Linked DNA regions of Mus musculus: region 2 is linked to region 1. The links are chromatin loops, found by intact Hi-C in ENCODE. Cell type or tissue: left cerebral cortex. All regions are shown on one strand.

The links. Hi-C counts contacts between places; a loop is a spot of excess contacts. Peaks named below come from ENCODE experiments on the same cell type or tissue, not always from the same donor. Only the 100,000 strongest peaks of a DNase experiment are listed, where the experiment ranks them.
Region 2: it touches region 1 in a loop (6-fold over the local background); 4 of 42 quality-filtered maps call a loop at or near these places.

The regions. Positions count from the first base shown.
Region 1 is chr14:68,930,556-68,938,555 of GRCm38, reverse strand. No RefSeq gene overlaps it. Among named protein-coding and RNA genes, the nearest start is that of Stc1, 95 kb to the left of the region's middle. In left cerebral cortex, no CTCF peak of the experiment used is centred here; DNase peaks (open chromatin) are centred at 1,075, 2,568, 3,855 and 4,380; H3K27ac peaks cover 1,727 bases.
Region 2 is chr14:69,024,605-69,032,604 of GRCm38, reverse strand. Stc1 (stanniocalcin 1) reads right to left here and starts at 3,316. Exons shown (of 4, transcript NM_009285.3): 1 at 3,098-3,316; 2 at 960-1,102; 3 at 160-371. The coding sequence starts at 3,215. Gm41192 (a long non-coding RNA gene) reads left to right here and starts at 2,115. Exons shown (of 4, transcript XR_003951016.1): 1 at 2,115-2,409; 2 at 2,605-2,723. In left cerebral cortex, a CTCF peak has its summit at 3,814; DNase peaks (open chromatin) are centred at 4,483, 6,595, 6,920, 7,705 and 6 more places; H3K4me3 peaks cover 1,927 bases; H3K27ac peaks cover 916 bases.

The DNA.
Region 1 (8,000 bases):
ACTTCAGAGGTCAATCTCATCAGCAGGTTTTGTATTTTCATCCTCCTGAGGTTCATTCTGCTGGTTTAGAGACAAGCATACACCCATCTATTAAACACCCTCAGTTAATTCGAGGGCCATGCTGATTGCTCTCTCAATGCTGGTAAGTGTGCCAGGGCCATCAATGCTGTTAGTTAGGCAAGTGTGGTTCATTCCTTGTCTCTGCTCTGCCCAATTTGACATTTAGGTTGGCAGTCTTCTGCTCCATATTCCAATGCACTACCACTCAAGCAGCTGTTTGAGTCATCCAAGATGGTCGTAGATGTAGAGCTGATAGACAAAGAGAGCCTACTGTGGAATTCCATAGGGCAGAGAAGAATGGTCTAGAAGGAGGGAGAGACTTAGCTGAGGTCAGAGAGGAGGAAGCGCCTGGATATACAAGGATGTAGTGCTGCAAAGCATAGTGGGTAGGCACACAATGGAAGATGATGGAGATCTGGACTGTGGGATGTTCTGTGTGTAGCTACCCTCATTGCTTTCAAGAGTGAGTGGTGGTAGTACCCTGAAAGGCAAGTTAGTAAAGATAGCCTCATCTTTGAGCACTATATTCTAAGCAAGTTGCATTCTTTACTTGACTATCACAGAAATTTTATGGGGAGGTATTAGTATAGTCGCTCTGTGAGGTACTTCAAGAGTTTTGGACTATGGGTAAACTGGGCCCAACTTCCAACTCCACAATAGTGACAACTTACCCTTTAAGGGGAAATTCTGAATTTTTTTGTGACGCTACCGCCATTTGGGTGGCTAACTCAGGCTTATCTGAGAACACTGAGTTCATAAAACTAGGAGGTTAATGAGGAGTTTATCAGTAAGAATTCCCTTGGGCTGCTTTGATTTGTCTTCCATTGCCTTACGCCTGGAGAACCACTGAGGACGACGCTTGAGGCCTTGGCTCCTGTTTTAGGGGTTCTCTGCTGCCAGCTGCCAGCAGTCAGCATGGTGCCTGACTTCTTTCCTCTTAAGCGATTAGAAGAAAGTCCCTCTCTTGCAACACTTGCCTGACATACACAGGCAAACCGTCAGCAGAGTGGCTGTGGCAACTTGGATTTCCTGGAAATAGCCCTTTCATACTTGGAGACATGTTTAAATAATAAAACTAGGCTGACATCCCTGGTTTATGGGTGAAGGAGCTATTTATAGATAAGCAAAAAAAAAAAATCCCCAATGTGATAAGTTACATTATTGTACAAGGACAATGGAAAATTCTTCAGAAGGCAGATAACATAAAAGGATTTTAAAATTAACTTTGTCATGTTTTATGCATCAAGATCTTAAGTAGGCTGTTTGAAATGAAGGCCGTATAATTTGATTCCTTCTACTCCTAAAAAAAAAAAAAAAGTAAAAGAAAAAGAAAAAAAAAACCTAAAACAGAATTTTAATAATCACCCAGGTCCACACATTGTCCTACTGGTATTTCTTGCTTGACAACCTACTCAGTTTGCTCAATAGTATCTTATAAAATTTAAGCCCTCCAGCTTGGTCTCATAGTCTCCAGGTCACTTAGTCTGTGTCAATCCTCAGGTAAGCATCTCAGAGCTGGCTTCAGCTCGGAAGTCTGTGGTGCCCATGGTTGCTTTTCTTTGCCTATGCTTACCACTGCTTTCCTATGCCCTTGCCTTTGTGCCTCTGGACCCCTCATTAGCTAATTTTTATTGAGTCTTTATTTGAATATACACCCCAGTATCTCATGAACTGGTTCAAAGACACCTCTGGTGACCCAAACCTATGATGACTTCTCTTCTTCCAATCTCCTTCATACCTGTGATTCTTAAATTTGAGACAAAAACTAGCAGAGAAAACAAGATTACCAAAAAGTTACACACCTGTGATATCAATACTCAGGATGCTGAGACAGGAGGATGGTGAGGCCAACCTAGGTTACATAATGAATTTCAGGCCAACCTGTACTACATAGTGAGACCTTGCCTAAAAAAAAAGAAATGTGTCTTAATAATATTTTCAAGAGAACATGGCCCATAGAATCAACTAAGTAGAACTCATAAAGGCTTGCAGAGACTGAAATAGCAATCATGGAGCCTGCATGGATTTGTGCTAGGTCCTCTGCAAATATCTTAGCTTGGTGGTTTTGTAAGACTCTTCACAGTAGAAACGGGTACAGCTCCGGCTCCTTTGCCTGCTCTTGGGGCCCCTTTCCTCTTACTGGGTTGCCTTGAGAAGCTTTAACATTAAAGTTTGTGCCTAGTTTTACTGCACCTTGTTAGTGCCATATTCAGTTGATAACCCTGGCAGGCCTGCTCTCTTTTAGAAGGAAAATAGAAAAGGAGGAGTGGACCTGGGGGGAGAAGGGAGGAGGTGGTGGGAGGGGGGCTTGGGAAGAGTAGAGGAAGGGGAAACTGAAGTTGGGATGTATTGTATGAGAGAAGAATTTAAAAAAGGAAAGAAAAAGATAATATTTAAAGCCTGTGAGAGGAGGGTAACATATCATCTGCCCAAAATGTGCGGCTCATTGCTTGGCACGGGTTGCAGTTTGCGGCTCCGGTCTTGGATTGCAGAACACTTGAGAGTTACTTTCGTCATTTGTCTTGTTGCTCCTAGTAATGGATAAGTAGACACCAGAAAGAAGAAGGAAGCCAAAAGTTATGAAGGAAGAAAGAAGATGGAAGGACAGGGAGAGAAAGGAAGGGAGGGAGGAAGAGAGGGAGAAAGGAGAGGAAGAGAGGAAGAGAGGAAGAGGGGGGGATTGAAAGAAAAAAAGGGAAAGAATGTGCAGTAATGAAGTAATCATCAAGGTTATCATTAGAGCAGATCTTAATGGACATTTATTGACCTCCCCTTATTTTATAAGACCACAGCGGCTCGGAGACACAGAGTTAGGGTGACTAATTTAAAGTCACATGGCCTGTTAATGGAAGGCTAGAGCTAATGGGCCTGTTAATTTCCATTATGGTGTCAGTTAGCTTTCTTTCTTTTCTCATCCATCTTGATGTAGTACATGCACATATGTGTGTGAATTTGTTAGCGCTTTTGTGCGCATACGTGTGCCCACTCCTGGATGTGCCTGTCTCTCTGCATGTTTACAGGTACACATAGACTGCTGTTCATAGGTTGATTGGGAAGTCTGTAAAGAAAGCCCATAGACACAGTCTTATGGCTCTCACATTGATGGACACAGGGTGAATTTAAGTCGTGAGACTGGCGAACATATGGTTAATTGGAGGAGAGAGTTTGGCAGTGCGGATACATTTAGAAACCTTGTCCTCGGTAATAGTTAATCAAAACCTGGTGCGTACACATGTCAGAAGCCATTCTGCGAGCTAGGAAACTGGACTGCGGAGAACCATCTCCTCCCCCAAAGTTTATAGAGAATGAAGCTTTTATTGCATTTCAATTAGTTAGCAAATGTGAGCCACCAGCCCCTGCCTTTCCAAGTCTCCCGGAGATGGGGGTTGAGGGGAGGTCCAGGTGGACCATGTGCCCTTGCAGAGTCTGCTTTGCTGCCCTCCCGGTGCATGGATTGATAGGCAGCTGTTCTCCAGATGCGGTTCACCCCAGCAGCTGCTGCATCTCAGCAGGGGCCCTTCCATCAACGTGACAACCTGCTGAGGGTTTTGGATCACCTCCAGATGTGAGGCATGTTGAGGCTATAAAACAAAATCATTAGCATTATCTCCGTTCTTGGCTGAGAGTCTCAGCTGTGAATGTTTCTTGTACAGATTTAGGGTTTTAATTATTCTCATTTTTCTTCCTGGGTAGCTTCCTTTAGACAGCATGGGATCTTCCCTCGGAGCTGGTTTTCCTAAAAAGAAAGAAAGAAGAGCTGTTAGTAATGTTCCCCAGTGAAAGCAGACTGCGGAGGCTAAGATTAGAGTGCAGCCTCACCCCAGCTGCAGCAAGATGCATGTTTGTGAGCTGAACAGAACGGCCCATGCTGGCTTGTGCTGAATCACAGGCTTGCTCTTGCTGAATTCACTTGAAACCATTTTCTTCCTATTCCTTTCTATCTTCCCTTGCACTGTGAACTCAGTTCTTATCTATTGTAACTTCTAGGAAGGATCAGGTTATGTCATCCTTCCTGGGACCTGCACTTTATTCAAGAAGGATGGTTTAGTTTTTAGATGGTTACTAGACGCTAACAATGCTAATATTTCTTTACCAGAAAAAAAATGACAAAGGGCTTCATCTTGAAGGTGCAGAACATCGGCCAGATGGAGCTTGAGGGTCTGTGAAAATAATAAGCAAAAATAGATAACAATAACCTTGAGTGACCTTGTCTGTGTAGATTATCCTTCCTCCCCTTCTCCCGCCTCGGTCTTGCAAATCCAGTTTCTCAGTGCACAGCTTCAGCACCACACTGAGTTTCCATGGTAGAATTGGAAATTCTCCCCAAGCTACATGCTTGTTTTCATAGTTTACAGCATCAGCAGACAGCATCCCATGCCAGGAGCTGCTGAGAGGCATTTGCTCACACAGGGAGCCCAAGAATTGGCCAGAGAAGAAGTCTTGTGCATACTCTCATCTGTACTTCCTCTGCATGCCTTGAATTTGACATTTAGAATGTTCCTGTTACCTTCTCAGCTTGTAGAATCCTGTTCAAGGAGGTCTGCTGGGGATCTTGAGAAGCAGGTTAGAAGTGGTAAGTCCCTCTTCAGTAAGTTCCAGTTTTGTGAAGAAAGTTGCCAAATCTGGATAGAATGATCTTCACGTCAAAAATGGCTTCTTTATGCAACCACATGAAATAGTAGGTGCAGTAAGATCCTATTTAAAACATGCAAGCACAAATGGTCTACTGCCTTATCATCTATCTATCTATCTATCTATCTATCTATCTATCTATCTACATCTTCTACCTATATCTACTTATCTATCTATGGATGATTTATTGTAAGGGTTCATGATTCTCTAAAGCATGATACCCTGGACTCAAATAGTATGTATGCATAAAGAGTGTTTTATTCTGCAGAAATCCAGCATGCTGGTGTCTCTCATTACCAAGACAGAGAGACCTCGAAGTCAGCTTGAAGGCTGGATTTAAAGCACATTAGGGGAATTCTGGGGTAGATGGGCTTTGTCTTACTCTATCCCTAGGCATTCCAGGACCATTACCAGGGTGTGAAGGCTAGAAACCATTGCCAAGGAATCCCGTTTGTTTGTTTGTTTGTTTGTTTGTTTCTTGTAACTGACTTGCCTGGGCTTCCCCAGTTCTTAGGTCTAATCTCCTAAACTGCTAATTTGAAGACTGTCATGGAGTCAGCCTCACCTTCTCACTATCATTTACCTATAAATCTATGTGGTAGTCAAACCAATTTAAACGTATCCCCATCTAGTCTACAAATAAATGAGACTCACACTGTGCTTATTTTATTTGGCTTTGACAGTTACTGGGAGCAACCCCTAATTTGCTTTTCTAACTGCTGGCCTGGCTATTTCCGCAGCAGAGTACCCCAAATATTTGCTTTTTCTCCTGGCCATGTACTCCTGGCCATCTCCTCTCATAGAGCCTTTTTCCTTCTTCCTCCACTCTCCTCCCTCTGGTCTGTTCTCAGACCCCAAATCGGAACTGAAGCCCCGCCTACCTCTCTTCTGTTCAGCTACAGACTGTAGACATCTTTATTCAACCACTAATTTTAAATTAAGGGGCAAGGAATTCACAACCAAAGTTGGCATATGTGAGAATCCACTTGTCTTGAGGCAACTGGACCTTAGGTTACAGAATTTAGCATTACAATACATAGCAACAGACAAAACATCAATACTATATACGATCTATCTATCTATCTATCTATCTATCTATCTATCTATCTATCTATCTATCTATCTACCTACCCATTGTCAACCACCAGTCATTTATCTGTATCTATTTATTATCAATCATTTTCTTTCTATTATCAAAATACTTGTCTTTTATCTAGCTATCATCTTTCTTCTATTTATCACCACATTTCTATCTTCTATCATCCATCAATGATCTCTCTGTTTATTTATCCATCATCAACCAAAATAGACTGGAAAGATTTTAAGACACAAAGCTGACTGATTTTGATTGTGTGATAGGAATGTGGATAATCTGTATTTTATATTTTTCTTCTTTAATAGATATTAGTTACCTTAATAATCAGGATATCTTTACAGTTGTAAAAAAATCTTTAAAGTATAATAATACTCCCTGAAATATAATTGGACTCAGAAATGATTGGTATCAACAATCTATTTTCTTTAAATGTACTGGATTCTTACTGACTTTGGAAATGGTGATTTATATACCCTGCCGGCTAGCTTAGGCAGAAGCATTCTGGGAACAAAGAGCTCTCATTGCATCAGTGTTGTGGCTGATAGGTTTTTCCTCACACTTGCAATGTGGTATCGCCTTCTTTTGGCTACTTCTTTGGTTAGTGTGGCTTATAAAACTCTGGATTTTCTTAAGATCTTGATCTTTGCTTATGTTGTTGTATGTTAATTATATATCAACAAAAAGAAAAAAAGATGGGGGATGAAGAGATGGCACAGTCGTTAAAAACACTTGCTGCTTTTGGAGAGGACCTGGGTTTTGTTCCCAGCACGCACACTGTGGCTCAAAACTGCCTGTCACTCTAGTTCCAAGGGAATCAGCTGCCCTTTTCTGGCCTCTTCAGGAACTGCACATGTGATGCACATATATACACAAAGGGTCATATTCGTAATAGAATGAAAGAACCAAAAATTTAAAAATTAATGTAAGATGAAATGTATTCTTCATATCTTTGATATATCTGTTAAGATTATTATTTATACACATCAAGTGAACCTGGTAGGGGGAAGATGCCTGATGGTCGAAGAACTGCCCTTCAGTGATGTTAGTAAAAGCAGTCTCTCTTCTCTTGAAGCAGAAGTCCTAGAAAGGCCTCTATTTAGGGGAGCCATAGAAGCACAGCCCTCATATACAAACATGTTATGATGGCCCCTCCTGTTTGTCATATCACAGGTCAGCCTGCTCAGATGTGAAAAGCTCCCATGTGTGATCCTTGGCATGGTCTGCCTCATATTGAACCATAGTCAATAGATGAAAAGATGGGTGCACAGTGCAAAATAGGCTATGATAGGATGCCAGGTGAGCTGCCCGTATCATAAGCAATAGCAGGACTCAGGGCTGGAAAAAAAAAGGAGCTGAAAAGGACAGTGTTCCTCAGAGGGGTTGCTTATGAGCTCAGAGGTGTGCCAAACCCTGAGGTGATGAGTGTGCTGATGAGAGGGATCCCACATACATTAGTTTCTCTAGTAGAACATTGAACACATCCTGGGAAGTTCATTTCATGACTTTTCTGATTTTTCTGCTTTTAGTAGAAACTCAATTATTGACCTTGTCTTTGTTATCTCGCACTGGAAAGAGACGAGTTTGGATTTCAGTTCCATAGCTTCATGTGCTGTACGTATCAAAGCCATACATGATGCCTTCTTAGACTAGCAATAGTAGCTGTGCAGACAGAAAGGACTCAGAAACTTCTGTGAATTGCAGATGAACTGAATGTACAATACACAGTAAAGAAAGAAGATGATAGTGGTCAGAGTTTTAGACTAGCTGGTGGAGGGATGAAATTCCCATCAATTTAATATAAGAAAATCATCAAGTTCAAGATGTTTTAGAATAGATGGTCTGAAGGTTTGATTTTCAAATAATGTTACAGACACACCAGTCTGAAATCTAGAAGACATATTTGGGAAGGAGATGGAAATTCAAGTCGTTAACAAAGAGAGAGACTTTAGAATAACAGGAATTGATGAAGAGGCAAGCTCCAAGACCTGAGCCATGGACCTGGGGAGTTCATATTCTCAGAAGCTGGCTTAATAACCTATGTCTCTTGCACCCACCTCCAGCCAGGACTGGGTCCAGTGAATTACATTCACAGACCTTAGCCGACATTAGTGCAATCTTCCAGGCCCTCGTGGGCTTCTCCTGTGGATGGCTGACATCTCAGAGATGGATGGAATAGTAATGATGTTTTGGTGAGAATAGAAGAGTTCACCAA
Region 2 (8,000 bases), 94 kb before region 1:
GACAGAGAAACTCACCCAGGAAAACTGCAAACCATCTCTCTGCTAGCTGTGTAGGAAGATTGTTATAACACCAGAGGGAAAGATTGCTACTCTGGTTATGGTGGCCAACCCCCACCCTACCCCCCCCCCCATGCTGTGAAGAAGAGGACCCTCGGGTACCTGTTGGAGAAGTGATTGGGCAGCTGTATGACTTCAGTGATGGCTTCCGGGTTGCGCTTGGCGATGCTGCAAACGTTAAGCTTGCTGTAGCAGTCCTCCTGCACCTCGGCGATCATCCTCTGGAAAGTCGAACACCTCCGAATGGCAAGGAATACCTTGGAGGTGATCCCATTGGCGATGCACTTTAAGCTCTCTTTGACAAATGCTTTTCCCTGCCAGGGATAAGAAGATAAGCATGAGTTTGACCTTCTAAAAGAGGTCTGGGTCTATGACACAGGAGTCTTTCAAGGGGACACAGCATGGCTGAGAATCAAAAGAGAAAAATCTCTTCTCTCTTGGACTATCTTGAACACTCAGCTCCACGGACAGGAAACGAGATAGGAGAGAGACATCATCAACTCCTCCCAGATGTGAAGATGGTCAGAATCAGTTTTATGTTCTTGGGGTTAAGACTGGTAACTGGGAATTTCAGATAGCATGCCAGGTCACTCAGAGGAGGACATTTTTATTTCCTCTCAAAGCAAAAATGCTTTTCTGCTAATCATCCCTCATATTATAAGCCAGCCTCTGCCAACCCTTTATTCCTGGTCTAAACTTGGTGTGCATATGCCCCCAACCTGTGTTGGTGTATCTGTGCGCATACACACACGCATGCGTTCTGGAGCATGTTTGCAAGCCTGGGATGAGCCTGGTTAGAAGGCTGGGGAGCAAGGTTGGCTTTTGGGGCTCTTAAGAAGAGTAACAAGCACTCTGTTAAAAAGACAAGCAGCCAGTGGGAGCTAAAGGCAAGGTCCAGTTACCTGAGTGTCAAATTTAGCAGCACTGTACAAGAAGGATTTACAAATGTCGTACATCCCATCTGTGTCACATGTGGAGTTTTCCAGGCATGCAAAAGCCCCGCAGCCAACCTGCAGGGCACTGTTGAGGCAGCGAACCACTTCAGCTGGAAGAGACAAGCAGAACCAGTCTGGGTCAAGCCAAGGGGGCTCTGGTAGAATCCAGTAGGTGTAAAAGTCTAATACCAAGGGCACATGATCTTAACTTACCCTCGGAATTTGATTTGGGATTCCATTAAATACAACAATTGGAAGAAAATTGGGGTGAGAAAGAGGTTGGGGGAAGGACGTTTTTCCTTCTGAGACTCATGATAGGGGTAGTGTCTTCTCCCTTAGGCACGTGCTCTCTCTGGGTCTCACCCTTCTATGCATTTTGATGGCTAGAGAATTAAGGATAGAGACCTTGTAATGCATAGTGTCTTCTGTTGGTGACAGGAATCAAAGGCTGTCCCTTGGAACTTGAGAGCTTGGGTAGGCTGTAGGCAGTGACTGAAGGTCAGGCTCATGATGGAGTTGGGGGAGGACCAGAGAGAATCTATCTGCCCTCTGAAAAATGCAGTCTAGAGTAAAAAGCATGGTATTTTAACCCAAATGGCAGAGAATAATTTGCTGAGTCCATTTGGAGGGAGACCCTTCCCAAAGAGAGCTTTTAACCCATGAAGGCACTGGCAGACAAGGAATCTGAGCCCTTTGTATCCACCCAGCCCCCCAACCACCGTCCAGCGCTTAGAGGTATGAATAATCTCTCATATTAAAAAGGCTTCTTTTCAAAAAAGGAGAAACACAGGTGTGGAGTGACGGGTTCAAGGCACTCCTTGTGAAAGGCTGGAAGAAAACCGCAAAGAACTTGCACCGGGTTTTCTGCATTCTGGATAAGATCTGCCATAAAAGTAATTTCTCTCCCACAGAAGGAGGGGTGTTCTGGCAGGCAGCTCGGCAAGCAATGATCTGTAGCCTTCATACCGTAGGATTCTCCTCCCAGATCAAAAGCATGGTTTGGTTAGGTTAGGCTTCCCCGCCCCCCCTCCCACCACCCGCAGCCTCTGGGATGTTACAAGTCATTTCCCTAATTATATATTTCCACGGGTTCAAATTATAACTTTGCTTTAAGCAGTTTTAATATGCATTAGGGCTGCTATTGTTTTAGGCAAGCTCGAATTGTGAATCACGGCATCGCTATAGCAACTAAGTACAAAAGGAAGCCAGGCAAAAGGCCTCCTCTGGCAGGGACCTGCGCTCTTCCAAGGGGGAGCATCTGCAGCATTTTGACACCTGCGGGGTCCCATCTCTGTTAACAGTTGGGGAGAGGAGTTTGCGAGGATCTAGAAGTCAAGGGACATAGGGGTCCTAATGCTTCTTTGCCTCCGGAGGCCAGGACCATATACAGTTAACTGGTGCGGGAGTCGGGCGGAAAGTAAGACCTTCCCCATGGAGAAAGAAATGCTTCGTTTTACAAATGCACTTCCTTCTAGGGACCACGGGCTGCATGGGCGATTGAATGGAGCCTCTGAGAGCGAGGAAGGAGACAGGCAGGCTTATAGGGAACGGGGTGTGTAGGTCCTCCCACCCCTTTTCTGAATGCGCCCTGAAAAAAATTTCTTTTTTTCAGACTTGAGGATTATGGTTCCACAAATCAGTGTGAGGAGGGGGCTTGTCTGTGTGCTGTCTGGAGAGGTAGAGAAGTCAAGTTACAAGGTCTTAAAGGAGCAGGGAGAGGCATGGCAGCAGGTAAGCCACTCATTACCTTAACACAAGCTTGTGGAGTAGAGAGAGCCGCTGTGAGGCGTGCCAACATTCAAGCCTTTCCCCGCCCCCTCCCCCCAACAAGAGGGTACGTGCCAGATTTCAGGCAATCAGGCTAGGCTTATGCAATGAAATACCCTCAGCAGAGCGCCCAGCTTCTTCGTTAGTTGCATGCAATTTATTAAACAAAGGAACTCCACTTCCTAAGGCTATAGGATTACACTGGCAGTTCATTATCACCAGGCATGAAGCACATTTATTACTGAGATCAGCCGTCACAGAGACACATGCAAAAGTGAGAGAGGCAAATGAGGACAGATCTTTGGGGGGAGAAACCGGTCCTGGGTTTTCTTGCTTACCTGAATTTTGAGCCGCCACCCGGGATTTTCTGGGGCTCACAGAATCATTTTGTTCCGCCTCGTGCGCTGCAGCTGCACTGATGACCAGCGCCAGAATCACTGCTGAGTTTTGGAGCATTCTCTGAGAAGTTTCCGCTAAGTTGTTGGCTTTTTTTTTTCCTCCCCCCCTTTCCTCTTTCCCTCTCCCGGCTTGAGTGAAGATGTGGATCTGGATATACTGAAAGCTTAGGTGAGGATTTGAGGAAGAATTTGTCTGTGTGTGTGTGTGTGTGTGTGTGTGTGTGTGTGTGTGTGTGTGTGTGTGGCTGGCTGGCTGGCAGGCGGCTGCTGCTGCTGCTGTTGCTGCTGCTGCTGCTTCTTGCACCTCTGGCTTTTGCAAACTGGGGGCCCAAGAGCTGCACCCAGGGATTTTATAGCCGTCTTATCGGTCCTCAGGATCAGGGACCAATCAGATCCTTCAACTGGTCCGTTTAGCCAATAGGCAGGCACGCTTATTCAGCTGGAGCTTTTTGACTTCTTAGAAATATTTTCCAGCAAATTGAAAGTACCTGCTGCCAATGATTTATATGTGTGTGCGTGTGGCTGTGTGCACAGGGATTGTGTGGAAAAGCTATTTTCACACGCTGAAGTGATAACTCTGTATTGATCAAGCCAAAAGGAAAATCACTTGAAAAGCCCTTCAAGGTACTTGTGAAATTCATCTTTAATTTTTTTTTTAAATGAGCCACTAGGAGGAATGCATGTTGGATGCTTGGTAGGGAGATGTGATGCAGATTTGAATTTAATCACACTATAGCAACTCTCTAATTTTAGCAGGCTGTTCTCTGTAAGAGCTCAACATCATTTTTTTTTTTTTTTTTTTTTTGCATTTGCGCGTTCACTTACAGTATGCAGCTATAATTCCTTGCTGAGATCTGTGGACACCCTGAATTCTTACTGCTATGTGAGCCATGGCAGAAGGCTGTATGCCTGTGCATGAGCCCAGTGAACGGAGGTTGGGTAGCTCTAGCTCTCAGCTTTTCCCTCAGCTCTCCTAGGTATTAAATCTATGACCTTGGCCACGTCCTTTCACCTTGCTCTTCCACTTCTCAAATCTTATTCCATACACCTCTAAAATAATATGATTCACCTGAAACATCATGCAGCCCAGGCTGAACTTGATGTCTAGCTGAGGGTGACCTTGAACTCCTGTCCTCCTGCCTCCATCTTTCCACCCTGAAATAACAGACATCTGTCACTGTGTGGTTCTGGGGATTGAGCCCACAGCTTCATGCACACTGGCCCGCGCGCTCTATTAACTGGCTACATCCCTAGTCCTGGATCACCACCAACAGTGTTTTCTTAGTCACCAGAGGCTCTGCCAATCCTAGGAGTGTTGGTTACTGTCTGTGCACACACGCACAACTACTCCTCACACGACACTCCACAGAGGGACATGGCAAATGCCTGGAAATTAATAAACTGTGGATTCAAGCCCGGCAGCATCGTAATCACATTGAAACAATGAGCTGGTCAAAGCAAGACTAAACCTGCTGGGTAAACCAGTTCACTTCTTGGGGGTTGGGGAAGAGGCAGGGGGCGGGACTGGGAAGAAAGGGTAGGGAAAGACCAGAATGTGTAGGAGAGGAGACTGATAAACTGGAGACTTAATGGGAAAATTATAGTGGAATCACAAATCATGCCCAGTAGAGTAGCTCCTATTTTCTTATAAGTGGAGTGTGGGCAACAGGAAGGCTTGTCCTTAAGTTATGAAGGAGGTTAATGATCCTTGAGAGGACTTCTCAGGGTAGGAAGGTGGTCATTAAAGGGTGGGGTGAGGCAAAAGGATTAACAATAAAACATCGAACATTTTTCAGGAGGTAAGTACAAAAGGGTCTCTGGTTGTTCTGTGGACTGGGACAGCATGGGCTTGAAAAGAAACAGAGCCAGTGGCTTCAGGTTCAGTCCTGAAACTTCGCATGAAAACTTAAAAAAAATAATTCTGTTATTACAAATCACATCCAGAATCAGGTCTGTCTTTGAGTGTCTCTCTCTCTCTCTCTCTCTCTCTCTCTCTCTCTCTCTGTGTGTGTGTGTGTGTGTGTGTGTGTGTATGTGTGCAGCAAGTAGGTTTGCTTAAGGTGACTTATAGCTCATTCTTAAAAAAAAAAGATTGTTAGAAAAAGCAGGGATGTTTGCTACGACAAGGCTTGAAAAAATAAAAGACAGAAAATATATTAAAAATTGGAAAATTCCATGTAATTTCATGTTTCAGTTAGTTAATCTCATCTTTTGATTGATTGAATGTATAAACTACTTAATTTGCCCATTGCAGCCTTTGTTCATTAATGGTATTGTCGTTTCTCCAGTACTAATTCGAGTACTGCATGGTATGTCAGGAATTATAAAAGTGAGAGTGTCTAGAAAGCAATCATGATTCTAACCTGGGGCATCTGAAATTTAGTTGGGAAGATGACCAACCTTGGGACACCTTCTACAAGTTCAAAATCTAGAACTTTGCCTGAGAGACAGCTAGAGATTTGAGGGAGGTTTCCTGGAAAGACCTACAAGAAGTGAGCATTTAAATTAGGGGGGTGGGGGAGGGAAGTGATGCCAGCTTGTGTTTCATGAAATTCTTACTCTGGGAATCTCTGAGGTCGATTGTTGATGGTTTTATGCAGGAATAGAGCATATATGGCATTGCAGACTAGATCATGCAGTGTTACCTTTCAAAGAAGGCAGAAGAGCATAGGTGCAAGGTTTACCAGAAGGTCTAGACTTCCATTCCTCAGCAGTCTCTGCTTCCCTAGTCATTGTGCACTGTTCAAGGATCTACACTTGACCTCTGGCTGGTCCACTAGCTTGGAAGGGTGATTGCTTTCCTCTGACAATCCAGTTTCTTTTCCCAGTTCTCTGAAGCTCTTACCAGAACACAATGTCCTATAACTATCAGGAAGTGTGTGTGTGTGTGTGTGTGTGTATGTGCATGTGTGTATGACATTAACTTTTCACTTATTATGCTTATTAACAGCTATATATCCAAAGGTTAGTTGCTAATTGTGCCAAGTGTTTCACGATGAAAGGCAAACAATCGAGGAAATACAATGATGATCAGCCATACTAGTGTGTAAGGGAAGTGCACAGGTGCCTCTGTACTCAAGGATGTCAAGGGAGGAAGTTGATGGCAGACATGAGTACTCAAAGCCAAGTTCCTTCCCAGAAGCCCATAATTTGAGCGCATCTGAACATCTACCATCACTGTGCTGTGTGCTAGACTTTGAGATGGTGGGTCTAGAAACCCTGTGTCGATTGATAGATGAGTTCTTTTGCAACTTTCCCCTGGGGTTTGAGAGAATACAGAAGAATCTGGAGGTTGGTTTTCAGAGTTTGAGTTTTATCTTATAACAGGAGGCATTAGGGCTCTTTAACAGGAAGGTTATGCTTGGGGAAGAGCTTGTCAGCATCCAGGCAGCAGCTTGCAAAAGAAAGGTAGGAGCTTCATAAGCATTTGGGTTGCTGAGATTGCTATGGTGACAGGAAGAAAGGCAGGAGGATTGATATAAGAGGTGCTTTGAATAAATGAATCTTAGGAACCAACCTGAGGATGTTCTTGGAAAAGACCCCTTTTCAAGTTAGGTAAGCCATGTACATCAGACGTTTCCTGACTTATTTTTGGCTAGGAGTTTTTTAATTGCAAGAAATATCTAGCATTTCCATAAGGCAGGCGTTTTCTGGCATTCGGCTAGGGTTGTAGATTACCTAACAAAAGTCTTGACTATACTTTCAGTGGGTGGGGAACCTTCCAAAGCCAAGCTACACAGTTGGAGGTGCCTGTGGGGGCAGTGGATGGGAGGAGAAGGTACCTCTGCTATTGCCCCTAAGCCAAGAAAGTGCTAAGAAGCATGAGAGAGAGTTGCCAACAGCAAGGGCTGGGTGACGATGCCCTGGCTGCACTCGTGGAGGCGCTGGCTTGAGTTCAGGGAGAAGATTAAGCCAAAAATCTCTAAGGCTTTGTTGGCTTTGGCTAGCATTAAGCTAAGCAGGGAACAGCTTTTTGCCTTTTTGGTGAGAGGAGCCCAGGATGATGTGTTTCTTGGTGAATTTTCTGTTAACTGGATTCAAAGCCCGGCAAGGTTGGTCTGACATACTGACCAAGGCTGGATCACTTTTCTCTGGCGATTCTCGGCCTGTGTGTTTTCTACTACATTGTTGATTCATGTTCTCCTAACCTGGAGATAAGATGGGAAAATGGAAGGAGGAAGATGAGGGGAAAATAGTTTTCCTCTTTTTTATTTATTTTTCCTATAAAGATGCAGGGCTTTCATGTAGACCATAAATTCCCAAGTGAATTTGGTTCTTGCATATACTTTAAACTCTACCAAGGATGGGAGCAGCAAGACAAGAAAATACATTAAGATGGCAAACTCATTTTATGTACCTGTTTCTTTACTTGCCACACCCTCTACCCCCGCCCTGTCTGGCTTATGGATGGCTACTATGCACCCAGTTCTGGACAGCAATAATGGAGAATGCAGATTTATTCTGCCTTTTCTGTGCTCCAGGAATCCCAAAGCTGGTTGCTAAGAGATGTATGTTGTAAGTATTTTCTGGAAATGCTATAAGGCAAGTGGATTGGAACACAACATATAGGCTTGGATTTGTTTATCATTTACTGGATGACTCTCTCTTATACACCAGGCATGGATGCAGAGACATGTTAGCTGGGAGAAAAGAGGAGACTGAGACCCAAAGAGAACATACTAGAGAAGAAACATGGCATTCTCTCACTTTGCTGTGGATGAGGAAAGGCTGAGATCTGCTTGTTATAGCAGCAAGGCCACCACAGTGGTAGAGAAAGTATTCGTGCTTGGATCCCTGCCCTTCAAGGTGCAGCGAGTCAAGACAGGGGGAGGAAAAGAGAAAA